2 separate regions of the Homo sapiens genome follow, and region 2 is linked to region 1. Evidence: read pairs that join two places in POLR2A ChIA-PET (ENCODE). Cell type or tissue: PC-9. All regions are shown on one strand. Links, peaks and the distances in the headings refer to the core of each region. The heading gives the core; the rest is flanking DNA. Region 1 overlaps FHAD1 (forkhead associated phosphopeptide binding domain 1). Region 2 overlaps KAZN (kazrin, periplakin interacting protein).

What was found. ChIA-PET counts read pairs that join two places held together with the same protein. Peaks named below come from ENCODE experiments on the same cell type or tissue, not always from the same donor. Only the 100,000 strongest peaks of a DNase experiment are listed, where the experiment ranks them.
Region 2: POLR2A ChIA-PET joins it to region 1 with 20 read pairs; 2 of 35 experiments call an interaction of 5 or more read pairs at or near these places.

Annotation. Positions count from the first base shown.
Region 1 is chr1:15,344,370-15,347,276 of GRCh38, forward strand. It overlaps FHAD1 (forkhead associated phosphopeptide binding domain 1), which reads left to right. Exons shown (of 34, transcript NM_001391957.1): 17 at 714-821; 18 at 1,047-1,154. Among named protein-coding and RNA genes, the nearest start is that of FHAD1-AS1, 1.9 kb to the left of the region's middle. RefSeq lists an enhancer at 1,424-1,623. In PC-9, for the core only: no CTCF peak of the experiment used is centred there; DNase peaks (open chromatin) are centred at 1,692 and 2,182; H3K4me3 peaks cover 481 bases; H3K27ac peaks cover 2,500 bases.
Region 2 is chr1:15,089,242-15,092,148 of GRCh38, forward strand. The region is part of intron 8 of KAZN (kazrin, periplakin interacting protein); the gene reads left to right. Among named protein-coding and RNA genes, the nearest start is that of TMEM51-AS1, 62 kb to the right of the region's middle. In PC-9, for the core only: no CTCF peak of the experiment used is centred there; DNase peaks (open chromatin) are centred at 220 and 1,390; H3K4me3 peaks cover 843 bases; H3K27ac peaks cover 631 bases.

The DNA of each region.
Region 1 (2,907 bases), core at 183-2,682:
TTTTCTTATTGCCAGTTGTTGACAACAATCCCTTGGTTTGTGCACACACCAATGGGTTAGATCAGGGATTGGCCAAATTGTCCCATAAAGAGCCAGATAGTAAATATTTTCAGTTTTGCAGGTCATATGCTCTCTGCTCTTCTGCAAAAGCAGCCATAGACAATACACAGCAAGCACAGTGTTCCAATAAAACTTTATTTACAAAAACAGACCAGATTTGGTCTGTAAGCCATAGTTTGCTAACCTCTGGTTTAGAACACAGGCTTCAGAATCAAATGGGTCAGAGTTAGAATCCCTCCTCTTGTGATTTACTAGTAAACTGGGTGGATTCTTGAATGTAAGCCTGTTTCCTCCTCTGCAAGGTGGGAAGCATGGTTATCACTGTGCCAAGCATTTCGTGTTCATCGTCGCATCCACCCCTCACATCAACCCAACACAGGAAGACTATTACTGTCTCCGTTGTACAGGCAGGGAAACTGAGGCTCTGGTAGCTTCACTTCCCCAGTGCCTTACAGCTGGAAAGGATCAACCTGGGGCTCTACCCTGGGTCTCCTGACTCCAGAGCACATGCTCTGAGCTCCTAGGCTCTGCTGCCCACAGCCTCCCCAGGGGAGTGCGGTGAGGAGTGAAGAGGTAGCACATGCAGTGCCTGGCAGCGTCCAAATTCCTGCCATGGTAACCATGTCTGTTAAACAATGGTCATTGGTTTCCAGGCTTTGGAGGAGTACATTACTCAAGAGAGAAACAGAGCGAAAGAGACTTTAGAGGAAGAACGGAAGAGAATGCAAGAACTGGAGAGCCTCCTGGCCCAGCAGAAGAAGGTATGTGGCTCAGGGAGACAGAGTCAGCTCGAGCCCCACTGCAGCTAGGAAGGGTGGATCTGGGGCTCTGGTCTGGGCCCGCCGGCTCTGAGCTCCAGGGCTGTGCTGTCCACAGTCCCCTAGGGAGGTGTAGTCTGGAGGGAAGAGGAAACCTGTGCGGTGCCTGGCAGAGTCCAGTTTCCTCCCATGGTAACCATGTCTATTGAACAATGATCGTTGACTCAGGCTTTGGCGAAAAGCATTACCCAGGAGAAGAACAGAGTGAAGGAAGCATTAGAGGAAGAGCAGACAAGAGTCCAAGAGCTGGAGGAACGCTTGGCCCGCCAGAAGGAGGTACGCTCGGGGAGATAGAGTCGGCTGAGCCCCAGTCGGCTTGAGGGCCATGTGGAAGGAAGTTCAGAGCGGCGATGATGGGGGTGAGATCGTGGTGGAGCCTTCCTCGTGGAGTTTGCGTTTGGGTGGGCTCAGCTACTTTGGGAAGCGTGGGAGACTCAAGGAGGGAACCCTGGAGTTGTAGCCTTGACAACCAGTTGGGAAAAAATTGTAAACAGTGTAAAACACAGTCAGAGAGAGAGAGCGCTTGGGAGACAAGTAGGAATGGTGACATGGGCGTCTTCTGTGTTCCAAAGCACAGAAACGGGAGAATGACAGAGTCATGGGACCTCAGGGCTGCGTGGACCCTCCACCAGCATCCTAAAAGCCTCCAGCCTTCAGCACCACCACTAAGGAATGTTCTCCACCCCAGGACAGTCCGTCCCAGCATGGATGCCTCAGGCCGACAGAAAGTTTTCCCTTTAGGTTGAGTTGTGTCAAACTCTTACGCCCCGGAGGAGTATCAGTCCTCCGCCCTCCCCTGCGCTCCCACAAGATACATCTACTTCCTCTTCCACATGATGACTCAGATGTGTGAAAACAGGGGCGCCCGCACCCTGTGTCTGCTCCTCCCCGGGCCCAAGCGCCCTTGTTCCTCAGGTCCCTCACAGGACTAGAGCCTGGCCCTGGCTGCCTCCTGTGGCCTGTGCTGCTCTCCAGAAGTCACAGACTGGTAGCTCAGCGACTAAAAAGGGCCTGTGGAAGTTATATTTGGCCCCGGAATATTTTACTTTGAATTCATAAAATCTATTTAAAAGTTCAGATTTCCAGCCTCTCCCGAAAAGTCAGAAAATCTAGCCCTTGTTTCTACTTAGCAAAAATGGACTAGAAGCCTTACCGGGTAGCAGCAGTTTGCCAGAGTCCTCACCACTCCCCGTTGCATTAAACACAGCCCACGTCATTTTTGGTATCTGTCCGGGCTTCATAGGCATTGAGTTTGTCACCCATCACCCATTTTCTTCCTAAAGGGAGGTGGCCAGAACCACTGTTCTCCAGCCACGGTAGCCTAGGGGAGGACTCCTCCCTCCCGCATTGAAGATATTCTACTTCTGTTAATGCATCCAAACTAGCTTTTGGGAAAGCTCTGTCACATTTGTGGATTCATGTTTAGCTTGTGGTCACCCTCAGATCCCTGATCCTTTTTCACATCTGCTTTCATGAATTCCTCAATCCTGACACAGCACAGAGGAGTGCGGGCTTTGCAGCCAGATGAGACACAAGTTCAAATCCGAGCTGGGCTACTTCCTGGCTGCAGCAGACCTACCGCTGCCTCCCTTCTCGAAGGGGCGGCTGTGGGCTCAGATCTAGTGTATAATGGAGGGCCTGGCCTGCGGAATGATTGCCGAGTAAACGGCAGCTGTTACTACTGTCTCTGCTGCCACTTGTGCCTCTTCTTCTGTTTGGGCATTTGTTTTTCTTCAACACTGACTCCTTGAGTAAAATCCTTGCCCACCCACTGCTGCAGGAGAAACAAAAAGACCTCTGGGCAAAGCCTGTGCCATTTGATCTGACCCAGGACAGAGAGACGTTTACATGTCGGTTCTCCCTTGGCGTCTCTGGCACAGGTGTGCCCTGCAGCCCTCTCACAGAGCGTCACTGAGGTTTGCCCCCAAGTGATTTCTCCAGGGGTGGGGATGAGGAGGAGGGTCTCCAAAGAGTTACTTGAGTCAAATGCCCCAAGATGTCAACAGCAAAAGCCTGGGGAAGATTCTTG
Region 2 (2,907 bases), core at 151-2,650, 260 kb before region 1:
CTTTAGCTCCCTTTCTTGGGGAGACATAGCCAAGGGCTGCAGACACCCCCCACCCACCCACCTGGGCACAGAACGGACAGATCCACCCTCACCTCACTGAGAGCCCCACCCCTCCCACCTTGACCAGGCAAGAGTCCAGCAGGGACAGTGAATTTCTGCCCTGCCAGGCTGGACAACCAGGAGGACTTGTTCCCTCTGAAGGCACCAAAGCTGTAGCCAGGAATGTAGTGGGAAGGAAGTGGCTGCAGCTAAACTCTAGGTGTGGCCAAACAGTGCCCAAGCCCCAGGAGAGGGGCCCCTTATTGCCAACAATAGCCAGCCTTGACTAAGTGCCTACTGTCAGCCTGAAAAAACAGACATCAGAAAAAAATATCTCCTATATGATGAATGTATTTGGGAGTAAGCATAAATGGATTAGTCTCTGGAAGTATAGCTGTGGCAAGCCATAGGTGCGTCTGGAGAGGGGACAGCAAAGGGAAGCTTTTATTGGCAAAAAAAAAAAAAAAAAAAAAAAAAAAAAAGAGAAGTTCACATAAGCTGCTTGGAAACAGACTTCATTGGCTGCAGAGGCTCAAAGCTAGAGTTGGCATCAGTTCATTGGTGGAGATGACGTTACTGGGCAGTGTTCTTTGGAGAACATCTTACCTGAATTGCTGCAGTCCTGAAGAAGGAATTTCTTGGGGGCTATTTTAGAAAGTCCTTGAGACAGTCCTTATCTCAAACATGCAAGCATGAGTTCCCCTCCTTCGTGATTTCCCGGCTCTAATTCTTCTGGTTCTGACAAAAGTGATTTCATCCTGGTATCTGCAACTTTCACACCCCCATAGCTTCGCATTCAGAGTTTATAACATTCATTTCAAGCTACGAGGCAGATATTCTCATTATTCCCATTTTATATATGGAGAAACGGAGGCTTCAAGGAATCTGCCTGATGCTGAGGTCTGTTCAACTCCAAAGCCTGGTCCAAATGGATGACAGGGGCCGTGTCTTGGAACTTTGGGTAACCAGATTTGGCCACATATCACCTCTCCTCTTCCCAGAAGCACATAACAGAGGTGAGACTCAGCTAGCAGAATAAAACAGAGTGAAGCCAGCCAGGCTGGAGGCCTCCCGGGGGCTCTCAGCTCTTTCCCATCCAGGAAGGATGCCGTGTTTCAGTGCCTGTTCCAATCCCTATAGAATTTGGAGTCCTGTGCCTGATCCAAAAGACTTCCCTGCAAGCCATGCCGGTCCGTGGGAGCCGGGCACCAGCACTGGCTGCCGGCCTGCACCCCGGCCTGACAGCCCTGTCACCTGGCAGGAAGGTGGGGCCCTGGCGGGGCTGCAGAGGCAGCTGCTGCCGTTTCCGCATTCCTGGCACCATGGCAACAGGAGGCCACTCAGACGGGTGACCTGCACAGAGCTCTCTGCAACCTCTGCCATTTCCTTGGGAAAAACAAAGGGCTTAGGCTCACTGAGAAGGGAAACGTGATAATGTTGGCAGTGACCTCTCAACCCATACTTGTCCCAGCACGGACAGCCCGTCACACTCACCCCCGCTGAGTCCTCACGGCAGCCCACAGAGGAGGCAGGCAGCAGAGAATGGTACCGGGTTAGCTTTACAGAGGAGGAAACTGAGGCACAAGGTGTTTGGGAGACAGGTTTTGGTGGAGATGGGGATGATGGATGAGTGTGTGGTCACCAGGTGGATACAGTCCTTTTCAAAGAGTCCCTCAAGGAGTTTAAAATGGAGAGAGGGAAGGCCTTGTGGGGAGGGGGTTTGTAACTTGAAAAAGTGAGATTTCTAGGCTTTTTTCTACATATCAAACATACTATAGTCAATGCAGAAAACTTGGGAGACAGAAAAGTATGCACAGTCACAAATACTCTCACACTCACACGGGCACATTCACACACACACTCGCACAATTACCTATCACTTCTTTTCCAGAGACAGACTTTTCATGTTGATCCATCTAGTACTTTACATATTTTTATATACTAGATTTTCTCCACCTAGTATATTGTATACACACACGTGTATATAATAATTATACACTTTACATCTACATATAATTTTTAAACCACAGTCAGGGTTACACTGTGCCTGCTGTGTTTTGTTGTTTTTTGTTTTTTGTTTTTGCAATGGAGTCTTGTTCTGTCGCCCAGACTGGAGTGCAGTGGCACAATCTCGACTTACTGCAACCTCTGCCTCCCAGGTTCAAGTGATTCTCCTGCCTCAGCCTCTGGAGTAGCTGGGACTACAGGCGTGTGCTACCACGCCCACGCCGGGATAATTTTTTGTAATTTTAGTAGAGATGGGATTTCACCGTGTTAGCCAGGACGGTCTCGATCTTCTGACCTCGTGATCTACCTGCCTCCCAAAGTGCTGGGATTACAGGCGTGAGCCACCGCACCCGGCCGTGTTTTCCTTTTTCATTTGGCAGTAGGTGGTGGATGTTTTCCCGTGACAGGACTTTTTATTCATTGCACATATTCCAACATATGAATGGAGCGTCATTCCTTCAAACAAACTCTCATCAATAACCATTCATATTGCTTCCTAGTATTTAATTTTTCCAAAGTTTTTATTACAAAACTATACATGTTTACTAGGGAACTTTGAAAATACAGAGACATACAACAAAAAGAAAATAACCATATTCTCCCCAGCACAGAAAGGCAGTAACTATGAACATTTGTGTAGACTTATCACCTATTGTTTTAATGTTGTGTCCTGTCTCTATGGATGGATAAGCATTTTTTTTTTACATTCTTGTAATGATTTATAATATTGAATTTCAGCAGGGTCATTTCTAATCAGAGGTTTTGTTTTTTTGTTTTTTTTTTTGATTTTTTTTTTTTTTTTTTTGGAGACGGAGTTTCACTCTTGTTGGCCAGGCTGGAGTGCAATGGCGCAATCTCGGC